Regions from separate parts of the Homo sapiens genome. Here region 1 is linked to region 2. The links are chromatin loops, found by intact Hi-C in ENCODE. Cell type or tissue: Calu3. All regions are shown on one strand. Links, peaks and the distances in the headings refer to the core of each region. The heading gives the core; the rest is flanking DNA. Region 1 holds the start of LOC107985161 (a long non-coding RNA gene). Region 2 overlaps ROCK1 (Rho associated coiled-coil containing protein kinase 1).

Region 1 (2,924 bases), core at 129-2,628, 100 kb after region 2:
GAGCTGGAGCCAGGGAGGAGATTTAGCCACTGTCAGAGATGCACCTCGGGCAGAGAAAGGCAAGGAGAATCATCCTAGCTTTTCCATTCTTCCCACTCTCCAGCGTTGTGGCAGGGCCTCGTATCAGTAGGACCCAGCCAGTAATCACTTAACAACATGAGAGCCTCAGAAACACAGCCTGTTGGGATCAGCATACCCATGACATTGCAGCAGAATAGGAAAGGATTTGAGAGCAAACAGGCCAGGGGCCGCCACAGTTGTGAAGTAATATATATTTCTGATTGAGGTTTGGGTTCTAAAAGATTTAAAAGCCATTACCTTAGACGACAAAGCTACCCTCTCAATTTTATGTGGTTCTCTCTACATATTGAAAGAATAAAATCATACTTTTGATCATTAGGGGATAGCAAATTTTGCCCTTTTTAATGTTCTGGTGGAAGGCAGTTTGAACTGAAGAAGTCAGATGGGGAGAATAATCCACTTCTCTCAGTAGTGTTTTGTTTTGTTTTGTTTTGTTTTGTTTTAGAGACAGGGTCTTACTCTGTTGCCCAGGCTGGAGTGCAGTAGCAGGATCACGGCTCACTGCAACCTCTTCTTGGGTTCAAGTGATCCTCCCACTTCAGCCTGTCAAGTAGCTGGGACTAGAGGCACGCACCACCATGCTCAGCTAATTTTTAAGTATTTTTTGTAGAGATGGGGTCTTGCTATGTTGCCCTCCCAAAGTGCTGGAATTATAGGTGTGAGCCACCATGCCCAGACCCTTTTTAGTTTAGGAGTAGTCTTATAAAGCTCTCTTCGTAAAGAAGTTAAAACTTCTAACAGATGCAGGTGAAATATAGGCTAGAAACAACAGAACAGGAAAGAAGTACACAAGCAGCAAATATGTAAGCAAAGGAACCAGATGCTTCTCTCCTTGACTGTGTACAAGGAAACTCATAGTACGTGCTTAAGAATTGGCAAGCTGAGTACCAAATTGCCTCTGCTGGCAGCTATATGTGTGAGAATTCTACAAAATTGCCTGGATCCACAAGGACATCAGCGACCAAAATTCATTTACAGCACCGTATTTCTGACTGGTGGCTATCTGTTACTCTGGTTCCAAAACTCTGACCTTCAATTACTTTAGATTTCTGATCCCATCCCAAGAAATGGCTCCCAAAGCTCCCTCAGCCCTTTACTACCTCCTTGATTTGAGACCAAACCTAATGCTTGATCCCTTGTGCTTGGAAACATCCTAGCACCCACTTTTGGACTTCTACCCTGTACCGACGGTGCACAAACAATGTACTTCAATCTGTTCATTTTCTCTCTGGTCTCTTTCAGTCAACTTTAATACAATTCTGGCAATATCATTTTAAACTCAACTGTATAATTATCAAGAGTTATTTTTAAAGGCAATGAATATTTGTTGGGTGAATGAGTGGATGGATGGATGGATGGATGGATGGATGGATGGATGGATGGATGGATGGATGGATGGATGGTTGGATGGATGGATAGATGAAGGCAATGGAAGTCTCAGTTCTACTTTTCAGCCAGGCTGAGGGGAAGTCCTGAAGCCAGTATCGTGGCTCTTCGTTTAAAGACCACCAGAATGCCATTGCACTGCCATCTAGTGGTAGCATAGCCACATATAGGAAAAGAAATGGCGGAAAAACAAGCCTGAATGCAAAATGAGTGAATGTCATAGCTGTTTCGCAGATTCTGGCTGCTTATAATTGCCTCTCCTCAGTTGACTATCTTTGATAGTAATACCATTTCACCTTGATTGTTTAACACATGTACGAAGAACACCAGCAGGGTTATATAAATAGATTTCACTAGCTCAGCCACCGTATGGTGGGATAGGTACTCACCGGTACAATGATGCCAAAGGTCTGTGTTCCTTTTGAGACAGTCATTGGGCCCATGGTTTTCTAAAGTGTGATAACCAGCTGTTTTCAAAGAGAAGCATGATAACAATGTTATTACTTCCACACTTCAGCTTTAATTTGATGACTTCTTTTAGAGAACATACTTTGTTTCTGGACAAATGGTAGTCTTTTCCTTTATACAGTCTTTTCCTGGATAAGTGATAAATTGGTAGAAACTCTTTATCTCAGAATGAAATTATGTAAAAGCAAAATAAAATAGCTGCAAATTTTAGGCAACCAGGAGTATAAAATGAGGACTTCATGTAATAATAAAACTGTATTATTAATAATAAACGGTATAATTAAGTTATCTTGGCTGAAGGGAGTTGAGATTGAGTCAGGCTGGCCTGAGAGATATGAAAACATCTCCCTAAAGGACTTTATATTTGTTTTTCTTTTTTCCCATTATCATCTTATCTTTATCTTAAAGCCTTGGCATTTCTGTTAGAACAAACACATCACAAAATTTTTTTTCTTGTAATACCACTTGGAAAGATAGCAGTGGTATGTCAGATTCAGACAAATTTGTATGCCCCAAGACATTTTACCACCGATACTCAGGATAGTCCATGAAAGGACCCCATGTAAACCCAAATCTAGAGATCTGGCTCAGAAAAACAGCCACTATTTTCCCCAGAAATGCTAACGGCCTTTGGACCTTTGGCTCAAAGCACCACCTGCCCAGTGCTACCCAGGTAGATAAGCAGGCACAGAGGCCAGCAAACCGTAAGCTGGTGACTGTGGGCAGACCCTTCTCAGCCTCCTTAATCTTAAAAACAAAAAGCTCATCTGGAAAGCAAGGAACATCGATTTGGCACCGTCTGGTCACTGAAAGAACTGCTGCCTCGGGCAAGCAGGGGCTCGGATCAACCCTACAAAGTCCTGTCCTCTAACTCCCAAGTACCTGTGGTGACCGCCTCCTTCCAAAGAGCGAAGGAAGGTTCAGTTCAGAGGATGTTAAGCTTCCTTTGGCTCACACAGCAGACAAGAAATCAGACCCCTTTTACCAAG
Region 2 (2,924 bases), core at 290-2,789:
TACAGTGATCTCTAAAGTAAAAACACTTCACATTTCCTGAGAAGCACTGATATGGCAGGGGGAGCAGGGGGAAGAGGAGGTAGAGGTCCATTGTGTTATGCCACAACAGAGTTCAAGTGAAAGCAGAAGCAAAAGAAAATTATTCAACACTACTACAAACTTTAGTTTTCTGGATAAATCTGAATTAACAAATATGAGTCAGGTGTAAAACATCATTTAGGATTAAATCCATTAAAAGTAACACATTATAAGGTATGAGAATTTAATGGCACTAGGAAAGGACAGTTACACTATTATAAGAAACATTCATTTTTAGGTAAATTTTCAAAACCTAAATGGTTATTATTCTAAACCTAACAGACATATTTTTGGAGAAACACCACCCCACCCTCAAAATCCATTGAAAACTATGGCAGCAAAACTGGGGCTTCTGAAAATCAAACTACTTCTAAAATGGGCTGACCACTGGTACTAAAGACTGCTGACCAACTTTGGTAAGAGAGGATATACCATTTAAAGAAAATGTTTTTGGTATATGTAGTAGAATGTTGTTTTAACTAAGTCCCTTAGGCCAGATGCTGTGGCTCACAACTGCAATCCCAGCACTTTGGGAGATCGAGACAGGAGGATCACTTGAAACCAGGAGTTCAAGACCAGCCTAGACAACATAGCAAGACCCTATCTCTACAAAAATAAAAGTAAAAAAAATAGCTGGGCGTGGTGCCGCATGCTTGCAGTCCCAGCTACTTGAGAGGCTGAGGCAGGAAGATCGCTTGAGCCCAGGAGCTCAAGGCTACAGTAATCTATGATTTTGCCACTGCACTACAGCCCTGGTGACAGAGTGGGACCCTGTCTCTAAAAATCAATCAGTCTGTCAATCTCTCTTCACTTGATAAAGAAATAATTCATCAAAATTAAGCACAGCTATGAAAATGAAAACAGAATTTCCTTAGGGAATTTTAACAACCTGATATTAAATACAGTTAAAATCTGTTTAACTGGTGTGACATTACTATACCCATGTCAATGCTGCCCAGGACATTTATAGTCAATAAATAAGTAAATAATGTTCCAAATTATCTAGTACAACAAACAATGGCTCTTCCCAATCAGTCTCCAATCATACCTTTGTCCAGCCTGTTTCTCTACACATACATAGCTGGGCTTAGGCCACAGTGTGCTACCAGCCATTTCCCAAATAAGCCAGGCTCACTCTACCCTATGGGGCCTTTGCACCTGCTCTATTCTCCCGCTGGAATGTGAACATTCTTACATTAAGACTGCCTCAAATGTCCCTTACTTTGTGCTGCCTTCCCCAGTGCCCTGAGGGGAAATGTTACATAACCTCCTTTGTGCTATTACAGAAATTATGTATTTAGCTGTTATACTGTAATTATTTATTTCTAAATCTGCCTCCTCTTCTGCAGGAAAGCAGAAAAAAAATACTTCCTGTCTCTCAGAGTTCAGAAGTTAGTTAGTAGGTAGAAAAAGTAAATACAGGATATCAAGTGTTATAAGTAGGTACTACATAAATAGAGAAAAGGCTATTTGGGGCTTCACAGAGAAGATGAAATTTGAGCTGAACCTTGAAGAATAGAATTATGAAGGAATAAGACAGAAGTGGGGCAAGGCAATCTAGAGGTGAAAAGCAACGAGAATTCAGAGAATGAGGATAGAATGTTCTGGACTGGGAAAGGTGAGAAGGAGATGAAGGAGAAGGAGTCAAAGCTGTGATGATCAGGGAGAGAATGTTAAAGGTATAACATACCAGGAGAAGAATTTACCTTCTGATAATTTGGAACCACAGGAATTTCTGCGGGGGAGAAAGTGGCATAACTGGTTTTTATTTTAGTAGTCTGGCAATGATAAAGATGATAAATTAAAAGTAGAAGAGACAGGTGGAGATGAAAGCAACTAGGAGGATACTGTGGTAATACAAGCATAAAAGGATAAAAGACTGAAAAACTGGGTAAACAGGAATGGGGCATTAGAGGCAAAAGAATCTGATGAATAATTGAAAGAGGAACAGGAAGGGTTGAAAATGATTATATGATCTTCAAGTTGATGTGAGTAGACAGTGACTTCATTAACCAAGGCAGATAATATAATTTGGAGAGATGATAAATATTTCAGACACACTACATCTGAGGTCCTTTGGGATATCATTTCATGAATAACTAGATGGCAGCTGAATATAAGTTTGGGTTTAACAGAGAGATTGGGACTACAATACAGATTTGGGAGTCATGAGAGCACACTTAAATCCATGAGAACATATGCAATCATCCAACAAGAATAAACAGGGAGAGTAGAGAAAGACTGAAGAATAGAACACTGGGAAACACTAACATTTAACAGGTACACAGAGCAGGCTGGGCATGGTGGCTCACACCTGAAATCCCAGTACTTTGGGAGGCCGAGGCTGGTGGATCACCTGAGGTCGGAGTTTGAGACCAGCCTGACCAACATGGAGAAACCCCTTCTTTACTAAAATACAAAAAATTAGCCGGGTATGGGGATGCGCACCTGTAGTCCCAGCTACTCAGGAGGCTGAGACAGGAGAATCGCTTGAACCCGGGAGGCGGAGGTTGCAGTGAGCCGACATAGCACCACTGCACTCCAGCCTGGTGACAGAGCAAGACTCTGTCTCAAAAAAAAAAAAAAAGGAAAGAAAAAAAAGAGGTACACAGAGCAAAAATGGTGGAGGAGGACACAGAGAAGAAAGACAGAATAGTACCAAGGAAGCTGAGAAGGAACTTAAAAAGAAGAAATGCCTTAAGAATGAATTTAAAACATCTCAGGAAGTCAAACAGAATAGAGAATGCAAAAGAAGCCAAATCATTTGCCATTTAAACATCACTGATGGTCGCACAACAACGTGAATGATTAATGCCACAGAACTATACATTTAGAATCAGTTAAAT

Evidence for each region. Peaks named below come from ENCODE experiments on the same cell type or tissue, not always from the same donor. Only the 100,000 strongest peaks of a DNase experiment are listed, where the experiment ranks them.
Region 1: a loop joins it to region 2, with 5 times the contacts of the local background. A loop is called at or near these places in 2 of 110 quality-filtered maps.

Annotation. Positions count from the first base shown.
Region 1 is chr18:21,178,195-21,181,118 of GRCh38, forward strand. LOC107985161 (a long non-coding RNA gene) reads right to left here and starts at 2,139. Exons shown (of 3, transcript XR_001753365.2): 1 at 2,018-2,139; 2 at 1,857-1,934. It also overlaps the pseudogene EXOGP1. In Calu3, for the core only: a CTCF peak has its summit at 1,625 (motif pointing left); a DNase peak (open chromatin) is centred at 1,587.
Region 2 is chr18:21,073,302-21,076,225 of GRCh38, forward strand. The region is part of intron 1 of ROCK1 (Rho associated coiled-coil containing protein kinase 1); the gene reads right to left. Among named protein-coding and RNA genes, the nearest start is that of ROCK1, 37 kb to the right of the region's middle. In Calu3, for the core only: no CTCF peak of the experiment used is centred there; a DNase peak (open chromatin) is centred at 1,820.